Regions from separate parts of the Homo sapiens genome. Here region 1 is linked to region 2. Evidence: read pairs that join two places in POLR2A ChIA-PET (ENCODE). Cell type or tissue: B cell. All regions are shown on one strand. Links, peaks and the distances in the headings refer to the core of each region. The heading gives the core; the rest is flanking DNA.

Region 1 (10,545 bases), core at 838-8,837, 110 kb before region 2:
TGCACCACCACGCCCAGCTAATTTTCAGTAGAGACAGGATTTCACTGTGTTGGCCAGGCTGGTCTCCAACTCCTGGACTCAAGTGAACCACCTGCCTCAGCCTCCCAAAGTACTGGGATTACAGGCGTGAGCCACCACACCCGGCTTTTGACCACTGTTCATGTGAGTTCTTTAAATGTTTGGTGGGACCTGATCTTTAATTTATAGTACCATTCTCCTCCACAATATATGTCATCAATTTTGGGAAACATCATCTTGTAACTCCATTCACTGTCCAACTCATAATGAGGTCTTTTTCAGTTAGTTTATTTTTTTTAAGGGGGCTGTATTTTGACTATGAAATCTCAAAATGGAACTACCTTTAATGGTTAAAGACAAAGATTAGAGGTTAAACTATAGTGTGGGGCCAAATCTAGCCCACCACCTGTTTTTCTAAATAATTATATTGGAACATAGCCACACTCATTGGTCTGCATATCATTCCACAGCTGCTTTTGCCCTTCACCAAGAGAGTTGAGTAGTGATGACACAGACTGTAGGGCCAGCGAATCTTAAAATATTTACTATCTGATTCTTTACGGGAAAAGTTTGCAGATCTTTAATATAGATCTGTTTTTTTTTCAGAGATGGGGTCTTGCTATATTGCCCAGGCTGGAGTGCAGTGGCTATTAACAAGCACAAACGGCACTTTACAGCCCCAAAATCCTGGACAAGTGATCCTCCTGCCTCTGCCTCCTAAGTAGCTGGTGCTACAGGTGCAACCACCACACCCCGCTTAGATCCATTTAATTTTTGAGGTTCAGCAGACTAGTTGTGGTAAGGTAGATCAGTGGCAGAGACTAAAGAATGCTCTACTATTTACATAGTGAAAATGACTGAGAGAAGAGGGAAGTAATATTAAGTAAAAAAAAAAACCGTATCACTATGTTCAGACCCTTTATTAGATACTTCATGTTCACTCTGAAGACTGATTAAGTCACTTGTCCGAAGTGGCGGAAGTAGGATTTGGACTGAGGTCTGACTCCAGAACCCTATGATCTTTCTACTGTAGCTTAATTCTCCCTTCTTGTCTTCTTCTGCCTTCCCCATCTATGGCTGGGTTCTGGTTGGTACTCAGGGGAAGATTCAGAATACTAAGAGAGAAGCAAAAAGGACTTTAAATGGCTGAAGAGATGATCAACAGCATCCTAGGTATAAGGATTATTAGAATGCTACAACCAGTCCACCTAAGGAAGTAAGAGCAGGTTTCTTAGCTTCGCTTACAGGATTCTCCTTAGAGTACTTCTACTTGATTTTAGCTCCTAAGACTTAACTGCTGCTAATGTCCAGGCATCCTAGATATGAAGGACAGAGCTGAGGAAGATGAAGTCACAAGAAAGCCAAGACCAGGTACAGATGCTTCCCTATGCCATTCTTAATCACGCATTAGCCTTACATGTATCGCAGTTCGCAGTAAAAAGTCTGTTTTATCTTGCTTAATATACACAAAAATAGAAAACTATTAAAATTTGTTAGTTCTTCCTCTGGATTTCTAACACTTTGCTTCTATCTTTGACACATTTACTATACCATATATGGAAACAAAATAATATAATCTTTTTACAGAAAGTAATGAGAAATGAGTTTACTTATAAGGAATCAGCTTAGTACTTTATTATTACTATAAAAGCTACCATAAAAGAAGTCAGAAGATAACTAAATTATTTACCATCCAGAGAGAGGAGGATTTATGTGATGAACTAAATAGGTTGAAACAAAGTATCAAGTAGACTAAATTTGACCATGCACTGTTCTTCTATCAAAAATAACAGATTTATCTATGGTTGGTTTCTTGCCAGTCAATGTAGCACTTAGCTGTTGTTACACTTACTTTATTACATACATTGTTTTACTTATCTAAAATATAAACCTTTAGGATTTCTATGAATGCTGACATTTGTGCATGTTTAAGATGACTCTCAAATACTATAATGTGGCTAGTATGAGAAATGATAGTTCTCATCAATATGTGGGAGCTAAAAAAACAAACCAAAACAAAAAACTGAACTCATGGAGACAGAGAATAAAGTGATGGTTACCAAAGGCTGGGAAGGGTAGTGGGGAGGGAGGGATAAAGAAGGGATGATTAACGGGTACAAAAACACAGTTAGATGGAATAAGATGTAGGGTTTGGCAGCACAATAAAGAGACCATTTTTTTTAAAAAAACCATGATTTATTGTATATTTCAAAACAACTAAATGAGTGGAACTGGAATGTTCCTAACACAAATAAATGATAAATGCTTGAGGTGATGTATACTCAAATTACCCTGATTTGATCATTACACATTGTATGCTTGTATCAAAATATCACATGTACCCTGTAAATATGTACTATTATGTATCCATAATTTTTTTAAAAAGAGAAGTATATACAATGTACTTCTTCTTATTCACTTCAGACTAAAACTAAAAATAATCTTACAGGTTTTTCTTCCTTTTCACCGAGTCCCTAAGTTTCGCCAAAACCACAAAATCCCCCCCAGTGTAATTTCTGATATTTGTAATAGAAGTAGTGTCTTCCTGGACTGGTTAAAAAATAAAAGGGACTTTGACAATCTCAAAACTTTCTTGTTCAAATATGTGTATTTTATGTTTGTTCAAGCTTACCCCCTTTTATTTATAATTACCACAGCAGTATTTCATAATTTCTAATTTAATATTATTTGATACCATAAATTCTTTTCTTCTATATTGTATAACATGGTGTAAGGAAACAAAGTTTCTGATTTCATTAGATGAGTCTTATCAAATAGGAAGGTATCTAAGTATATAAAAGATATGATACTATTCAACAGCACACAATGATCAGAAATCTGAATTGGAATTCCAAGTCTGCTGTTTACTAATTGTGACTTGACTTTTCTAAACCAAATTTCCTTATTAGTAAAATCACGTAATTGCCATTATAAGAAAAAACTGAAACAACAAATGGACATAAACCTCTTAGCATGGTCCCTAGCATACACATATTAGCTCTCTGACTAATGAAATCAACCTGTTTCTTTACTGATAAAGCACAGAAAATGCCACCTAACTTCAAATGTTGCCATGAGGATTAAATAAACATACGTCCATAAAGTCCTGGTGCATTTATTATTCTAATAGGCAAATTATAATAATTAATGGCCTAAATTGTTATTAGAAATAGTTTATTTTATTTTTATTTTTTTGAGACAGAGTCTCGCTCTGTCGCCCAGGCTGGAGAGCAGTGGCGCGATCTCGGCTCACTGCAAGCTCCGCCTCCTAGGTTCACGTCATTCTCCTGCTTCAGCCTCCCAAGTGGCTGGGACTACAGGCGCCCGCCACCACGCCTGGCTAATTTTTTTGTATTTTTTAGTAAAAACAGGGTTTCACCATGTTAGCCAGGATGGTCTGGACCTCCTAACCTCGTGATCCGCCCACCTCAGCCTCCCAAAGTGCTGGGATTACAGGCGTGAGCCACTGCGCCCGGCCTAGTTATTCTTTAATAAATAAGCTTAATAGTTACTCTAGGCTGGGCATGTGGTTCACGCCTGTAATCCCAGCACTTTGGGAGGCCAAGGCGGGTGGATCGCCTGAGGTCAGGAGTTCCAGACCAGCCTGGCCAACGTAGTGAAACCCGTCTCTGCGTGGTGGCGGGTGCCTATAATCCCAGCTACTCAGGAGGCTGAGGCAGAAGAATCGCTTGAACTCGAGATGCCAGGCTGCAGTGAGCCGAGATTGTGCCACTGCAATCCAGCCTGGGCTACAGAGTGAGACACTCTGTCTCAAAAAAGACAAAAAAAAAAAAAGTTACTCTAATAAATCTTACTCTTATTTACTTAATAAATAAGTAGATAAATTTTTAAAACTTTAGTTCCAAATTTACCTTGTGTTTTCTTAAAAGATATTCTTTCTCCTACTAATCTTAAAAAACAAACAAACAAACAAACAAACAAGAACACATTTTAGCCGGGCGCGGTGGCTCAAGACTGTAATCCCAGCACTTTGGGAGGCCGAGGTCGGCGGATCACGAGGTCAGGAGATTGAGACCATCCTGGCTAACACGGTGAAACCCCGTCTCCACGAAAAATACAAAAAATTAGCTGGGCGTGGTGGCTGGAGCCTGTAGTCCCAGCCACTTGCGAGGCTGAGGCAGGAAAATGGCAAACCTGCAGAACCCAGGTAACTGACGTTGCAGTGAGCAGAGATCCTGCCACTGCTCTCCAGCCAGGGCGACAGAGTGAGACTCTGTCTCAAAAGAAAAATAAATAAATAAAAATAAATAAATAAAACCTTGAATTAATTTTTAGCTGCAGACTGTCACTGTTAACAAAACAAGTGTCAACCTATGAACATAATCAATTCTCACTGTAGAACTTAAGGACGTTTTATGATAAATTCAAGCACTATACTATATTGAGTATAGTCAGAAACTTCAACTTGTACAAGAGAATGAGATCTCTCTACACACTGTAAAACACAAAACAAAATTAAAAAAGAAAAGTGTGTATTACCATCACAGGGAAGCCTTGTTTTTACAGCTTTTCTAATTAATAGCAATAATTCATTTCAAAGATTATTTACAACACATACCTCACCCCACAATGGATATGAGATAACTCACTGGATCATTTTTAAAGCTTAATGCTATGTTAAATAAATCTGGTTTCTTCTTTCCTATGGAAACAAGAGAAAATTCCTAACAACTTTAATTTCCACAGGAAGGGGCTAATGGTTGCAAAACGTGACATAAAAGAAGGAAAATTTTATCTTTTCTTGTAAAGGTTCTGAGGCTAATATAAACATCACACAAATTCCCTTATTTCAGAGTGGAAGGAGATAAAATACATCAAGTAAAGTTTCCAGATAATATTTAAGATGTTCCCTACAAAAATATTAAGTAAACCATACTAAAAGTTTGTATCATGCATTAAATTTGGTTAGAATGAAAGGCTGATTCTTCCAAATGTAGGCAAAAAAAGAGTAATCACAATCTCATTTCAAAGAAGCAAACTGTGGCAGACACTGCCGGTTTTTTGGTGTTTTTTTTTTAACTCTATAAAGGCAAATTAACTTTTTCCAGTGATAAATGGTAGCAGAGGACTGGTGTTACAACACTTGTACTTAATTAGGAATTTATTTCAGTCTGACAATATCAACTACAGTATGCCTTCCAGTAAGTAAATGAGGTCTTTATGTTAAAGTCTGACCAAATCATGGTTAGAATGCAAAACTTACTTTTTAATAGTAGGAAGAAGGATAAAGACCTTAAACTCAGGACAGATGAAACATGGCTTGATGAATTTATACCTCTTATCTGTCTTCTCAAAGATCTCCAAAAAACAAAAGTACAGTTAACACACTGCAAGGAGTTGTAGGACAGAACCTACAATATCCCTACTTCCTTATCCTTCCTCTTCCAATACACAAAAACGAATACTGAAAGGGTTAAGTCTTTAGAGTTGTTCATCAAAATTTCTGGTATGATTGTACTTTCTGGCTGTCGTGTGGCTGGGAGGGGTTAGGTGCCTAATTCTGGCCAATTGTAAGTCAAAGTGACCTATATGACTTCTGAACCATGGCATTTAACTGTCAGTGAAAGATGTGAAATCTTTCAATGCACTCTTCCACCTGTCGCCAGGCTTGAGATGTTTACTGCTGTATCACCCTGGTTCCCCTGCTGATCCAGGACAATGATCCAAAATGTGACAAGAATAAGAAAAAAAACTTTGCGTATTTTATGCCACTAAGATTTTGAGGTTCTTGGTTATCACAGCATATCCTAGTCCATCCTAACAAATATAAATTGGTACCTGGAGATAGGGTACTATTATAACAAAAAAAACTAAAATATATGCCACTGGCTTGAAGGCCAGGCAGCAAGGAAACTTCTCAGAGGCTAGAAGGATGGCAATCCTTAACAAGCAGTACAAAATATTTGGTAAAAGTCAGTTATAATAACTTGAAAAGCAGATAATGTATTTAATAAACCTACAGCTCTAGAGGAAGAGGTTAAAAAAACTGGACATTTCCTAACAGGTATAGGAAAAAATGCTCATCATGACTAACCATCAGGAAAATGCAAATCGACACCACAATAAAATTTCACCTCACTCAAGTGAGAACGTCTATTAGAAAGACAAAAAGTAACAAATGCTGGTGAGGATGCAGAGAAAAAAAGAACTCTCACACACTGTCAGTGGGAACGTAAATCAGTACAGCCATTACAGAAAACAGCATGGAGAGGGTCCTCAAAAAAAAAAAAAAAAAAAAATCAATGTAAATTACCATCAATAGATGAATGAAGAAAATGTGGTGACACACACACACACACACACACACACACTCACAATGGAATAATATTCAGCTACAAAAAAGGATGAAATTCTGTCATTTGCTACAACACAGATGAGCCTAGGAGATACTATGTTAAAGTGAGATAAACCAGACATAGAAAGATAAATATCACATGATCTCATTCATATGTGAAATCTCAACAAAACAAAACAACAACTCATAGAAGTTGAGGGAAGAACAGTGTTTTCCAGAGACTGGGGATATCAGGAGGGACGGGAAACAGGAAGAAGTTGGTCAAGGGGTACAATTTACAGTCAGATAGGAGTAAGTTCTGGTACTCTATTGGACAGTAGAGTGACTATTGCTAACGACAGCACATTATATGTTTCAAAATAGCCAGAAGAAAGGATTGTGAGTGTTCTCACAACAAAGAAATGATAAATGCTTAAGGTCATGGCTATGTTAATTGCCATGATCTGGTCATTACACAGTGTACACATGTATAGAACATTACTCCATAAATATAGCCAAGTGTTGCTTAATAATGGGAATGTGTTCTGAGAAATGCATCATTAGGTGACTGTATCATGCAAACACTATAGATTTTACTTAAAACTTAGATGGTGTAGCTTACTACATACCTAGGCTATATGGTATAGCTTACAGACTACTAACCTGTATCGTATGTTACTGTACTGATTACTGTAGGGAGTTGTAACACAAAAAAGTATTTGTGGATCTAAGCATATCTAAACATGGAAAAGGTACAGTAAGAATATGGTATTATAACTTTGGGGGACACCAGAGTCATGTCTGTGATCTGTTGACTGAAACGTCACTATGCAGAACATAAATGTATGTATGATCACTACGTGCCAATTTTAAAAACCCTAACATTAAAATGGTATGTTGGTTGTTTTGACTGTGTTTGGTATTGCAAGAAAGAAACAAATTTTAAAATTGACCAGAGTTTGTAAGCAGGAATAAAAGGAAGAGGGCCCCAAAATGGGGAGGCTTGCACAGTTGGAAGAAAAGATTTCTCAACCCCAAGCCATAAGTTTAAAAACCACCAAAGGCTTTGAGCAACAAAGGAAGAGTATCAAATCAAATCAAGAGTATGAGCATCATATTCACTGTTAAAACATCTGAACGGGTTAAAGAGAAGAGTCTCAGAGCAGAGATCCAATTAAAATTGTGACACCCAATTAATGCTCTCAGTTGAATAAAATGCTCTGAGGAAAAGAAAAAGACACATAAATACACACACACAGAGCCCAACAGGTTACCGGTAGCAGCGTTTATAAGACATACATCTGGTAAAGAACACTGGCATATGAGCTGAATGGAAACGTGTTTTTAGACACATTACAAGCTTGCACAGTTGTGCTACCAACAAACAACCCAGAGCCTGAATTAAAAACCTGATTTAAAAGTATGCTTAAGTCTCCAACTTTCTATAGGAAGCAGGTTGTCAAGGGTTTTAGCTCCCAATGAGGGCATATTTTCCAATGACTACTTCAGATGAGGCTAAGGAAGATGATGGAAAAGGAGGAATCAATCTCCTAGATATCAGTGCCAACAGCCACAAAAAACAATGGCCTGGGGAGTTCCCCACCAGGGAGCAGACCTAGTGCTGAAACCAGCACACTCTCCATATCTAGGGTAAGCCAGCCCTTGTCACACGGGGCTGTGGGGGGATTTCTGAATGGCGGTGGGATGGGGACTGCAGTGCTCCTCTAATGTTCTGTTATACACATGGAAGTGCTTATTGGGGTTATCCTGTCCCTGTTATTTCAACGTATATTGGGTGTGGCAGGAAGGTGGTTGCAGGTAACATTTTTGTTCACAGTTCTCCAGGTCAAGGAAACACATACAGGTCTGATATACAGAATTATGCGTATCACCTGGAAACTCTTAAGTTTGATGCAATCATTACTTGGGACTTCTGAGCTGGCTTCGCCGGGGGAGAGGAGTGTATTTTCTCTGTGAGAAGAAGGGTAAGCCAAACCTTGGCCTACTTGTTAATGTGGTTGTTTCTGCCTTTTGGTCATATGACAAGATTGTACCTCCTGGCTCCTTTATGATTAGATGCAGCTATGTTTCTTGTTCTGGCCAATGAGCTGTGAGCAAAAGTGGCATGTAACTTCTGGCCAGAGCATCTTAACAGCTGATGCAAAGACAGACATTTCCAGCGCTCTCTTTCCTCCACTGCAGTGTACACAATGTTCAGGATAAAGGCTGCTCTGCCTGTCTGCATCCTGGAGTGAGGCCACATAGTACAGAACCCCCAAATCAACCCAATGGATAGTGCAATGCTAAAAACAGAACTTTGTTGCAAAGCCACTAAGATTTTGGGATTGTTATGTTTATAGCCCAACCATACCTATCCTAATAAATGGAGGGAAACCCTTAAACTCAATTGAACATTCAAGTAAGAGGCAAGCACACAGATAATCTATTTCAAGTTTTCTCTATTAATGATAAAAATGAGGGCTAGCAGTTAAGCTACTTGTCTAATCACATAGTAACCACAGGGTAGACTCTGCTGGAACCATCATTATCTTCATATAACTCTAAATTACAATAGGAGTTATGTCCCTTCTAATCTCTAAACATAGCTCTGGGATAGACTAAACTAGAAACACATGAATAAATTAACAATAAGCCAATCCAGTCATTTATTAAAAAAATTACAGAGGCATTAAGCTCCAATGCTAGAGGTACTTGGAGCTTAAGAGTCATGTGGTGAGACTATAACCAAATAACTACATAAATAAAATGGAAATTTACAGCAGTAATTGCCATGAAAGATGATATTATGAGAGCCTGTGACAGTCCTGTCATAATGAGTGGATACCTAAGGAAGTGACCTTGAGCTGAGATCTGAAGGATCTGTGGGAGATTACTAAACCAACCCACAGGGGAATGGTGTTTCAGTGCATGAGAATAAATGAGAAATGATTCTGTGGCTGAAGTGAATTTGAAGGCTTTGGAGGTACTAAAAGGACATAGGAGCCAGATTACATAAAGCCTAGTATATAATGCCACTTTGAAAACAATGGGAACTCTTCATAGGTTTTTAGCAAGAGTGACACAATGAGATTTCCTTTTTCAAAGGGCCACTGGTTGTATTAAGAATACTGGGGAGGCAGCAATTATAGTCTTGGGAGGACCAGTGAGGAAGCTACTTAAATTTAGGCAAGAGATGGCAATACCTTGAATTATGGAAGTAGCAATAGAGACAATAACATCTGAAATATTTGGAACTTATTTTAAACTTTTGCTAGCCTGTCTACACCTTCATCCTAGTTCTCCAATTTCTCCACTGGATTCACGGTCAGTCTGAATACATTAAGCTGAGTGGAAGGGCAGCCCACACCCATTTGTTACAGCTAGCTTACAGAAAACAGCATTTACATCACAAGTATGCCTTTCCAACAGCCCCAGCAATCGTTTTAGAAGACACACATGTATTAGGGATGGGTGGTCATCTTGTTTCATGCCACTTTATTTAGTAATCAAACACACTGGATTATATTCCATTATTTCCCAATTGATAAGGTAGGCTGCTTAGTGAAAAATCCTGGATCCAAATCTTAGAAATCCCAGATTTTATTCAAATTTAAGATTCCAGAAAGGATTTAAGGTAGTTAGGCCCCCAAATAAAGGAACATTATTATAGGTATTAATTGGTTTCTTGCTAATGATACAAAGTACTACGCATCCTTGAGAAATAGTTTTAGATATGAACAAGAATTAAGGTTCAACTGAGAAATTTTATGGGAAAAAAACCCCAGTCATAAAAATATAAAGGCCAGAAAAAAAAGCATCTCCAAAAAAGCGGAACAAAATGTTTGCTCCATCACTACAAAAGTTAGAATGTCTGATCTCGTGTGTATTGTACAAAATCACAGTGTAAAAGTTCGAACGTAAGATGAAATAAAACTTAATGAATGCTTTAAAATAGTGTAGAGAAAATTCCAAGACAAATGAATCAAGGTATATTATTTTTTCTGTATATTTCAGGGTATACAGAAAAAAAGACTGCTATTTTCTTTTAAATTGCATTACAAAGAAACATTCACAAAGGGAAAAAATCCATATAGAAGTCTCATATTTAGTGTCAAGATTCCATTATGGTAAATGAAAAGGAAACTTTAATTAACTGGGCATGGTGGTGGGTGCCTGTAATTCCAGCTACTTGGGAGGCTGAGGCAGGAGAAGTGCTTGAACCCGGGAGGCAG
Region 2 (10,545 bases), core at 1,411-9,410:
GCTGGAGTGCAGTGGCTCGATCTCGGCTCACTGCAACCTCCGCCTCCCAGGTTCAAGCGATTCTCCTGCCGTAGCCTCCCGAGTAGCTGAGATTACAGGCATGCACCACCACGCCCAGCTAATTTTTGTATTTTTAGTAGAGACGGGGTTTCACCATGTTGGCCAGGCTGGTCTCAAACTCCTGACCTCAGGTGATCCACCTGCCTGGGCCTCCCAAAGTGCTGGGATTACAGGTGTGAGTCACCACACTCGGTCGTAATTGTATTTTTAAGGATTATTTTTTTTCTCTGTAGTTTTGTTATATAGGCAATATAGGAATAAATTATTTTTATAAAATATTCAAATATATGGAAATACATAGGGTAATACAAGTTTATCTTTACCTCACACATTATAAATACACACATATATTAATGTGTATAACTTGAGTCCTTTTTCTCTGCATTAACATATATCAAATGTAGATTTAAAAACAAGTAAAATAGTACTTCACGTGTATGAAACTCAATGAATATGTCTTAGTGACTGTCCCATGGTGATACACAAAGTTCTATCTTATTCTTAATAGTTGCGTATCATTACCTAGTATTTTTGATATGCCACAAGTTATTAAACTAGTCTCTGTATTTACAAATATTTGGACTATTTAAAATTTTTCATTATTACAAATGATGTTACAATAAACATCTTTGTTCAAATATCTTTGTGCCCATATTTTAAATCTATAGGTTGGATTGATACAAAATTATCACATAAAAGAATATATAAAATTTTAACTTTAAAAGATACTATTGGCTGGGCCCTGTGGCTCACACCTGTAACCCCAATACTCTGGGAGGCTGAGGTGGGAGGATAACTTGAGGTCAGGAGTTTGAGATCAGCTTGGCCAATATGGCGAAAGGCAAAATCCTGTCTCTACTAAAAACACAAATTTACTTGTTTTTAAATCTACATTTGATATATGTTAATGCAGAGAAAAAGGACTCAAGTTATACACATTAATATATGTGTGTATTTATAATGTGTGAGGTAAAGATAAACTTGTAGTATTACCCTATGTATTTCCATATATTTGAATATTTTATAAAAATAATTTATTCCTATATTGCCTATATAACAAAACTACAGAGAAAAAAATAATCCTTAAAAATACAATTACGACCAAGTGTGGTGACTCACACCTGTAATCCCAGCACTTTGGGAGGCCCAGGCAGGTGGATCACCTGAGGTCAGGAGTTTGAGACCAGCCTGGCCAACATGGTGAAACCCCGTCTCTACTAAAAATACAAAAATTAGCTGGGCATGGTGGCACATGACTGTAATTCCAGCTACTTGGTAGGCTGAGGCATGAGAATCGTTTGAACCCAGGAGGCAGAGGTTGCAGTGAGTCAAGATCACGCCACTGCACTCCAGCCTGGTCTACAGAGTGAGACACTGTCTAAAAAAAAAAAAAAAAAAAGATACTGTTAAATTGCTTTCCAAAAGGGCTTTACTAATTGGTTCTCTCATGAAGTATGCATAAGTCTTCCTTTCCCGAAATTCTTGCTAACACTGGATATTATCAAGACTTTACATTTTCGCTAATGGTTCCTTAAGAAGCTCTTGCAAAATAAATAAAATAAAATAAAAATTTGCCAGTTTGATAGGTATAAAGTGATATATCACTCTTGTTTTAGTTTGCATTTTTACAATTTTTAGAGAACTTGAACATCTTATGTTTATTCTGTATTTGAATTTCTTCTGTGAATTGTTGATTGCTCATTTTTTTTACTGAGTTGTCTTTTTAGAAGCTCTTTATATATTCTTTGCCAGTTACATATGTTGCAAATATGTCTTCTACTTGTCTTTTAATGTTTTAAAGGATATCATGCAACAAATAGAATTTTTAAAGTGTCATGTAATTTGATCTTTTCACATTTTTCTTGATGGTTTTTGAGCTCACAGTGTTTTTAGAAGGCATCTTTATCCCAAGTAATGTTATAAAAATATTATATTAATTTTTCTTCTAATAATTTATGGTTAATTAGCATTTTATGTTTTAATCCATTTAGAACTTTTTATGTGCTATGTGGTAGAAATACAACTTAATTTATTCCCCAAATGGTAGTTGCACATTCCCTAGCCATTTATTGAATTGTACATTCTTTCATCAGTGATTCCAAATGCTATATTTTTATAACTAAAAAGTCTTATATATACATGGGTCTGTTTTGGGCTTTATATTCCATTTTCTGATTTATTTGTTAATGCCTTTTCCAAATTTCATGTTTTTTAAAACAGTTTTTAGTTTTATTTGACAAAAATAAAAATTATATATACTTATGAGCTGCAATGTGATGTTTTGATACTACATACACTGTGGAATAATCAAATAAGGCTAACTAACATATCCATCACCTCAAATATTTATCATTTCTTTGTGGTAAGAATATTTAAAATCCTCTCTATTATCTAACTTGAAGTATACACAAATTATTAACTTTAATCACCATGCTTTACAATAGAACACCAGAACTAATTTCTCCTCTCCAGCTGAAACTTAGTACCCATTGCCCAATATCTTCCCTTTTCCCATTCACCCCCACCCCGACTCTGGTAATCACCATTCTACCATCTACTTCTATGAGGTTGACTTTTTTAGAGTCCACGTATAGATGAAATCATACAGTATTAGTTTCTCTGTGCCTGGCTTATTTCATTTAACGTATGTCCTCAGATTTATCTATATTTTTGAAAATGACAGAATTTCCTGTTTTTTCTTTTTTAAAGCTGAATAGCATCCTGCTGTATATAGGTTTTATATAATTACATAAAAATCCATTTATTTGTTGATAGTCACTTAAGTTGTTTCCATATCTTGGCGATTGTGAATAATGCTGCAGTGAACATGGGAGTGTAGACATCTCTTTGACATATTAATTTCAGTTCCTTTGGGTAAATATCCAGAAGTGAGACTGATGGATCATATGGTAATTCTATTTTTAGCTTTTTGAAGAACCTCCTTACTATTTTCCAAGATAGCTATACAAAGTTAAAGGTGTCAATTTATCAAGAGGATATTACAGTCTTAAAAAAGATATGTACTCACCAATAGTGTACAAAGGTTCCCCTTTCTCATCATTGCCAATACTTGTTATGTTTTATCATTTTGATAACAGCCAATCTAGTGGGTATGAAGTGATATCTCATTGTGATTTCAATTTGTATTTTTCTGATTATTAGAGATGTTAGCATTTTTCATAAATCTTTTGGCCATTTGTATGTCTTCTTTTGATAAATGTCTATTTAAGTCCTTTTCCCATTTTTAAATAGGATTATTCATTTTCTTGTTTATTGAGTAGTTTGAGTCCCTTATATATTTTGGGTATTAGCCCCTTAACAATGTGCAATTTTCAAATGTTCTTTCCTGATCTGTGAGCTGTTTTCTTACTTTATTTTTTCCTTTGCTGTGCAGAAGCTTTTTATTTCGATGCAATCCCATTTGTTTATTTTTGCTTTTATTGCCTGTACTTTTGGGGTCATACTCAAGAAATCACTGCCTAGATCAATGTCATAAAGCTTTCTCCCTATGTTTTCTTCTAGTAGTTTTATAGTTTCAGTTCTCACATTTAGGTCTTTAATCTATTTTGAGTTGATTATTGTGTAAGAGGTGAAATAAGAGTCCATCTTTATTCTTCTTCCATATGTGCCTATTTAGGTTTCCCAACACCGTTTATTAAAGAAACTGTCCTCTTACCATTGTGGATTCTTGGTATCTTTGTTAAAAATCAATTGACCATAGATGTGTGGGTTTATCTCTGGGCTCAATCCTATACCATTGATCGATATTTCTGTTTTTATGCCAGCATCATACTGTTTTGTTACTAGAGCTTTGTAATATATTTTGAAATTTGGTAGTGTGATGTCTTTGTCATTGATCTTTTTGATCCAGATTGTTTTAGCCATTCAGGATCATTTGTGTTTCCATACACATTTTAGGATTAATTTTTCCATTTCTGTGAAGAGTGACATTGGACTTTTGATAGGAATTGCATTGACTCTGTAGATTGCTTTGGGTATTATGACTTTTATCAATGTTTATTCTTCCAATCCATTAACACAGGATATATTTCCATTTATTTATGTCGTTTTCAATTTTATTCATCAATGTTTTATAATTTTCAGTATACATATCATTCACTTCCTTGTTTCAATTTACTCCTGATTATCTTATTTTTTAATGCTACTGTAAATGGGATTGTTTAATTAATTTCTTTTTCAGATAGCTCATTGTTAGTGTATAGAAGCACTACTGATTTTTGAAAGTTGATTTTGTGTCCTGCAGCTTTACTGAATTTGTTTACTAGTTCTAACAGCTTTTTGGTGGAATGTTTAAGGTTTTTTGCATATAAGATCAAGTCATCAGCAAACAGATAATTTTACTTTTTCCTTTCCTATTTGGATACTTTTTATTTCTTTCTCTCGCCTAACTGCTCTGGCTAGGACTTTCAGTACTATGTTGAACAGAAGGGATGAGAGCAGGCATCCTTATTTTGTTCCTGCTCTTAGAGAAAAAGCTTTCCATTTTTTCATATTGAGTATGTTAGCTATAGGTTTGTCATATATGGCCTTTATGGTGTTGAGAAACATTCTTTCTATATGAAATTGATTAACAGCTTTTATTATAAAAAGATGTTGAATTTTTTTCAAATTTTTTTTTCTGCAACTATGTAATTGATCATGTTTTTTTTTTTTTTTTTTTTTTTTTTTTTTTTTTTTTTTGACAAGGTCTCACTCTGCTGCCCAGGCTGGAATGCAATGGCACAATCTCTGCTCACTGCAACCTCTACCTCCTGGGCTCAATTGATCCTCCTGTCTCAGCCTCCTGAGTGGCTGGGGCTACAGGCATGTGCCACCACACCTGGCTAATTTTTGTATTTTTTTGTAGAGATGGAGTTTCGCCATGTTGCCCAGGCTGGTCTCGAACTCCTGAGTTCAAACGATCCTCCTGCCTTGGCCTCCCAAAGTGCTGTGCTTACATTACAGGTGTGAGCCACCATGCCCGGCCTGATCATATAGTTTTTGCCCTTTATTCTGCTAATATAGTGAATCATGTTGATTGATTTGTGTTTGTTGAACCAATCTTGCATCCCAGAGATCAATCCCACTGAATTATTGTGAATGATACTTTGAATGTCCTGCTGAATATGGTTAGCTAGTATTTTGTTGAGGATTTTTGCATCTATGTTCATCAGTGATATTGGCCTGTCGTTTTCTTTTCTTGTATATACCCATGTAACCACCATCCCTACTAAAATACAGATATACCTCAGAGATGTTATAGGTTTAGTTCCAGACCACTGCAAAGAAGTGAACATTGCAATGATTTTTTGATTTTCCATTGCATATAAAAGTTATGTTTGAACTATATTTTAGTCATTAAGTGTGCAATCACATTATGTCTAAAAAACCATTTTACATACCTTAACTGAAAATACTTGGCCAGGTGTGGTGGCTCATGCCTGTAATTCCAGAACTTTGGGAGGCTGAGGTGGGTGGATCACTTGAGGCTAGGAGTTCAAGACCAGCCTGGTCAACATGGTGAAACCCTGTCTCTACTAAAAATACAAAAATTAGCTGGGTGTGGTGGTGAGCACCTGTAATCCCAGCTACTCAGGAGGCTGAGGCAGGAGACTTGCCTGAACCCAGGAGGCTCTCAGAGGTTGCAGTGAGCAGAGATTGCCCCACTGCACTCCAGCCTGGGTGACACAGCAAGACCCCATCTCAAAAAAAAAAAAAAAAAGAAAAGAAAATACTTTATTGCTACAAATGCAAATGATCATTTTGACCTTCAGTGAGTTGTAATCTTTTTGCTCGTGGAGGATCTTTTCTCAATATTAATGACAACTGACTGATCAGTGTGGTGGCAGCTGAAGGTTGGGGTGGCTGTGGAAATTTCTTATGATAACACCATAACAATGAAGTTTGCCACATCAATTGACTCTTTCTTTCATGAAAGATTTTTCTGCAGCACATGATGCTGTTTGATAGCATTTTACACACACTAGAACTTCTTTTAAGTTTGGAGTCAATCCTCTCAAACTCTGCTGCTGCTTTATCAGCTAAATTTGTGTGATATTCTAAATCCTTGGTTTTGATTTCAACAATGTGCATAGGATCTCCACCAGGAGTAGATTTCATGTTAAGAAACCACTTTCTTTGCTTATCCATAAGAAGTAACTCCTCATTTGTTCCAATTTGATCATTGCAGCAATTCATTGTCATCTACAGGCTCCATTTCTAATTCTGGTTCTTTTGCTATTTCCACCACATCTACAGTTACTCCTCCACTGAAGTTTTGAACCCTTGCAAGTCATCTATGAGGGTTGGAATCAACAATTTCCAAACTCCTGTCAGGGTTGGTATTTTGCCTCCACCTATGAATCACAAATATTCTTACTGGCATCTAGAATGGTGAATCCTTTCCAGAAGGTTTTCAATATAGCTCAATATAGCTCTCCCTGATCCATGAGAAGAATCACCATCTATGGCAGCGATAGGCGATAGTCTTACAAAATGTGTTTTTTTTTTTTTTTTTGAGATGGAGTTTCACAGTTTCACTCTTGCTGCCCAGGCTGGAGTGCAATGGTGTGATCTTGGCTCACTGCAACCTCACCTCCCAGGTTCAAGCAATTCTCCTGCCTCAGCCTCCCAAGTAGCTGGGATTACAGGCATGTGCCACCATGCCTGGCTAATTTTGTATTTTTAGTAGAGACAGGGTTTCTCCATGTTGGTCAGGCTGGTCTTGAACTCCCGACCTCAGGTGATCTGCCTGCCTTGGCCTCCAAAAGTGGTGGGATTATAGGCGTGAGCCACTGCGCCTGGCCCAAAATGTGTTTCTTAAATAATAGGACTTAAAAGTCAAAATGACTATTTGTTCCATGGGCTGAAGAATGGATGCTGCGTTAGCAGGCATAAAAATATTAATCTCCTTGTATATCTCACCAGAGCTCTTGGGTGACCAGGTACATTGTCAATAGCAGTAATATTTTGAAAGAAATCTTTTTTTTTCTGAGCAGTAGGTCTCAACAGTGGGCTTAAAATATTCAGTGAGGTATATTACAAACAGAAATGCTGTCATCTAGAATTTGTTGTTCTATTTTTGGAGCATAGGCAGAATACATTTAGAATAATTCTTAAGTGTCGTAACATTTTCAGAATGGTACGTGAGCAATGGCTTCAACTTAAAGTACCAGCTGCATGAGCCCCTAACGGAAAAGTCAGTCTGTGCTTTGAGTCTTTGAAGCCAGGCATTGACTTCTACTCTCTAGCTATGAAAGTCCCAGATGGCATTTTCTTTCAATAGAAGACTGTTTAGTTTATACTGGAAAGCTATTGTTGGCTGACCATGGTGGCTCACACCTGTATTTGTTGCACTTTGGGAGGCTGAGGCTGGAGGATTGCATGAGCCTAGGAGTTTGAGACCAGCCTGGGCAACATAGTGAGATCTTGTCTCTATTAAAAATAAAAAAAAGAAAAATTCACCAGTCATGGTGGCATGTACCTGTAGTCCCACCTACTTGTGAGGATGAGGCAGTGGGGTCACTTGAGTCTGGGAGTTCAAGGCTGCAATTGTACTATAATCACACCACTGTACTCCAACCTGGGTGACAGAGCAAGACCCTGTCTCAAAAGAAAAAAAGAAAGTAAAAAAGAAAAAGAAAAGAAAAGCCTCTGTTTTATGTAATTGCCTTCATCAGTTCTTACCTAGATCTTTCAGATAACTTGCTGTAGCTTCTACATCAACACTTCCTTCTTGACCTGTTACGTTATAGCGATGGCTTTTTTCCTTAAACCTCATGAACCAAACTCTACTAGCTTCCAACTTTTCTTCTGCAGCTTTCTCACCTCTCTTAGTCTTCATAGAATTGAAGAGAGTTAGGGCCCTCTGGATTAGGCTTTTGCTTAAGGGAATGTTGTGGCTGGTTTGATCTTCTACCCAAACGACTCAAACTTTCTCTGTACCAGCAATAAGGCTGTTTTGCTTTCTTATCAATTGTGTTTACTAGAGTAGCACTTAATTTACTTCAATAATTTTTCCTTTGCTTTAACAACTTGGCCTTTTGGTGCAAGAGGACTTGCTTTCAGTCTGTTTCAGCTTCAAACATGCCTTCCTCAGTCAGCTTAATCATTTCTAGCTTTTGATTTAAAGCGAGAGGCACACGATTCTTTCTTCCACTTGCACAATTACAGACCATTGTAGGGTTATTAATTGGCCCTATTTCAATATTGTTGTGTCTCAGGGAATAGGAAGACCTGAAGGATAGAAGAGAAATGGAGTAATGGCCAGTTAGTGAAGCAGTCAGAACACAGAACATCGATCAATTAACTTCACTGTCTTACATGGGTGTGGTTTGCAGTGCCCCAAAACAATTACAATAGTAACATCAAAGACCAATGATCACAGGTCACCATAACAGATATAATAATAATGAACAAGACTGAAATATTGTAAGAGTTGCCAAAATGTGACACAGAGACATGAAGTGTGCACATGCTGTTGGGAAAATGGTGCTGATTAACTTGCTTGATGCAAGCTTGCCACAAACCCTCCACTTGTAAAAAAGTGCAGTATCTTCAAAGTGCAATAAAGCAAGTGCAATAAATGAGCTATGCCTGTATAAAACAAACACCCTAGAAAATGGCCTGGCAGCTTTTTACAAAAAGTCAAATATATACCTACTATACACCTGAGCAAATGAGTCCCAAGCATTCACCCACTGAATAATTTTAAGCAGAGTATGATCATGTGGAGATTTTTTGTATTTTTAATTAAAAAATTAACGTGCAGTAAAATGGACTTTTTGCTGTACAGTTATATGAATTTTAACACATGCATGAAATATAACCAACATGAATCTGGATACAGAACAGTGCCATAACCCCCCCAAACTTCCTCGTTCTATCCTTTTATAGTCACACTCTCTCCCACCTCCAATCCCTGGAAGATACTGATTAGTTCTTCATTACCACAGTTTTGTATTTTTGAGAACGTCATGTCAATGCAATCATATAGTATGTAACCTTTTGAGACTGGGTCCTTTCACTCAGTGTAATGCCTTTGAGTTTCATCCAAATTGTTCTGCATATCAAAAATTCATTCCTTTTTTTATTGCACAGTATTCCATTGTAATAATATACCATAGTTTACTTATTCATCTGTTGATGCACATTTTTAAAAATTTGAAAGCTGTCCAGTTTATCAATTTTCAGATGGTTAGTAATTTTTGTCTTGTCAAAAAAAAGTTGCCTATGCCGAGGTCATTAATATATTCACCTATGTTTTCTTTACACTTTTTGCTTTCATAGCTTTATGTTTTTTTGTTTTTATGGCTAGGTCTGTGTTGATTTGGGTCCTCCAGGATGCATATGCCAAATGGAGTTATAAGTGAAGGAGATTTATAATTGTGAAAGTTAAAGGAAAGAGAGTAGGAGTGGCAGAGAAAGCTTTCAGGCTGTGATACCAGTCTGATACCTGTGAAAAGAGTGGGGAAAAGAAAGAGGACTATATAAAAGAGCATCAAACTGTGGGGGTAGCTCTGGGAATGTATTAGAAAGCCCAGTGATCTCAAAAACAAATATTGTTCACAGAGGAGTCTCACACTGGCCAGAAACAGCAAATCTTTACATCATTGCATGCTCAGTCATCAGCTGGAGGATGCCCAGGAGGCAAGTGGCCTCAGCTCAAAAGTTATTAATAAGACAAATCCTGAAGACATCCATAGCTGGTTTTCACTAGTCTACATTCTTTGCTGCAGGTTCCTTCTTGAAGAGAGTTGTAAGTGGCATGTTTTCGTGTCTGCTACAGTCCCCTCTTTGCTTTACATGTATTTGTCCTTACACATTTGGAGTGCAGCTCCTCTATAGCTTTTGTCGACTTCAGGCCAGGTTTGCTGTACTTGCTTATTCACAGTCACATTGGGCAAGGAAGTACCAAGAGGCACTCAAGTGGATCACCTGAATTTCACACATATTCCTCTCCACCACCATTGTCTAACATTATCTCTACCTCATCCTGCTCGTCAGTGTCATCTAGACTACCAAGACTGTGACTCCTTCTCACAGCCTTGTGGTTCCTGGAAACGAAAAGTTCAGAGTGCCCATGTGGCAGCTGTAGCTTGTAGTTCAGTAGGAGGCTTGTTATGCCTCTTTTGGGAACCAAAATGTCTAAGTTTTTGAGGTCCAGGATTGCAGGAAGAGATGTACAAATCTCCTTAGTGGTTATTGGGAGTGATGCTAGCTAAATATTTCCTGCTTTCATCCTTTGGTTTCCAGATCCGTGTATTTCACTGGCTCTTCCAGGATGGAAGGGACTCAACATAATCAACCTGCCATCAAATGGACAAGTGGTCTCTTGAAGGAATAGTGTCATACAAGAATACTGGTTTCTGCTGCTGCCATGGAGGACATTCAGAGGCAACAGTAGCTAGACTGACCTTGGTGAGAGGGAGTCCATGCTTTTGGTCTCAGGTGTAGCCTCTATCTCTGTTACTATGACCACTTCTT

The links. Peaks named below come from ENCODE experiments on the same cell type or tissue, not always from the same donor. Only the 100,000 strongest peaks of a DNase experiment are listed, where the experiment ranks them.
Region 1: POLR2A ChIA-PET joins it to region 2 with 13 read pairs; 3 of 35 experiments call an interaction of 5 or more read pairs at or near these places.

Annotation. Positions count from the first base shown.
Region 1 is chr10:32,320,741-32,331,285 of GRCh38, forward strand. All of the region lies in intron 1 of EPC1 (enhancer of polycomb 1), which reads right to left. Among named protein-coding and RNA genes, the nearest start is that of EPC1, 21 kb to the right of the region's middle. In B cell, for the core only: no CTCF peak of the experiment used is centred there; no DNase peak of the experiment used is centred there; H3K27ac peaks cover 5,373 bases.
Region 2 is chr10:32,427,794-32,438,338 of GRCh38, forward strand. It overlaps LOC101929431 (a long non-coding RNA gene), which reads right to left. Exons shown (of 3, transcript NR_120660.1): 3 at 6,561-8,295. Among named protein-coding and RNA genes, the nearest start is that of CCDC7, 13 kb to the right of the region's middle. In B cell, for the core only: no CTCF peak of the experiment used is centred there; no DNase peak of the experiment used is centred there.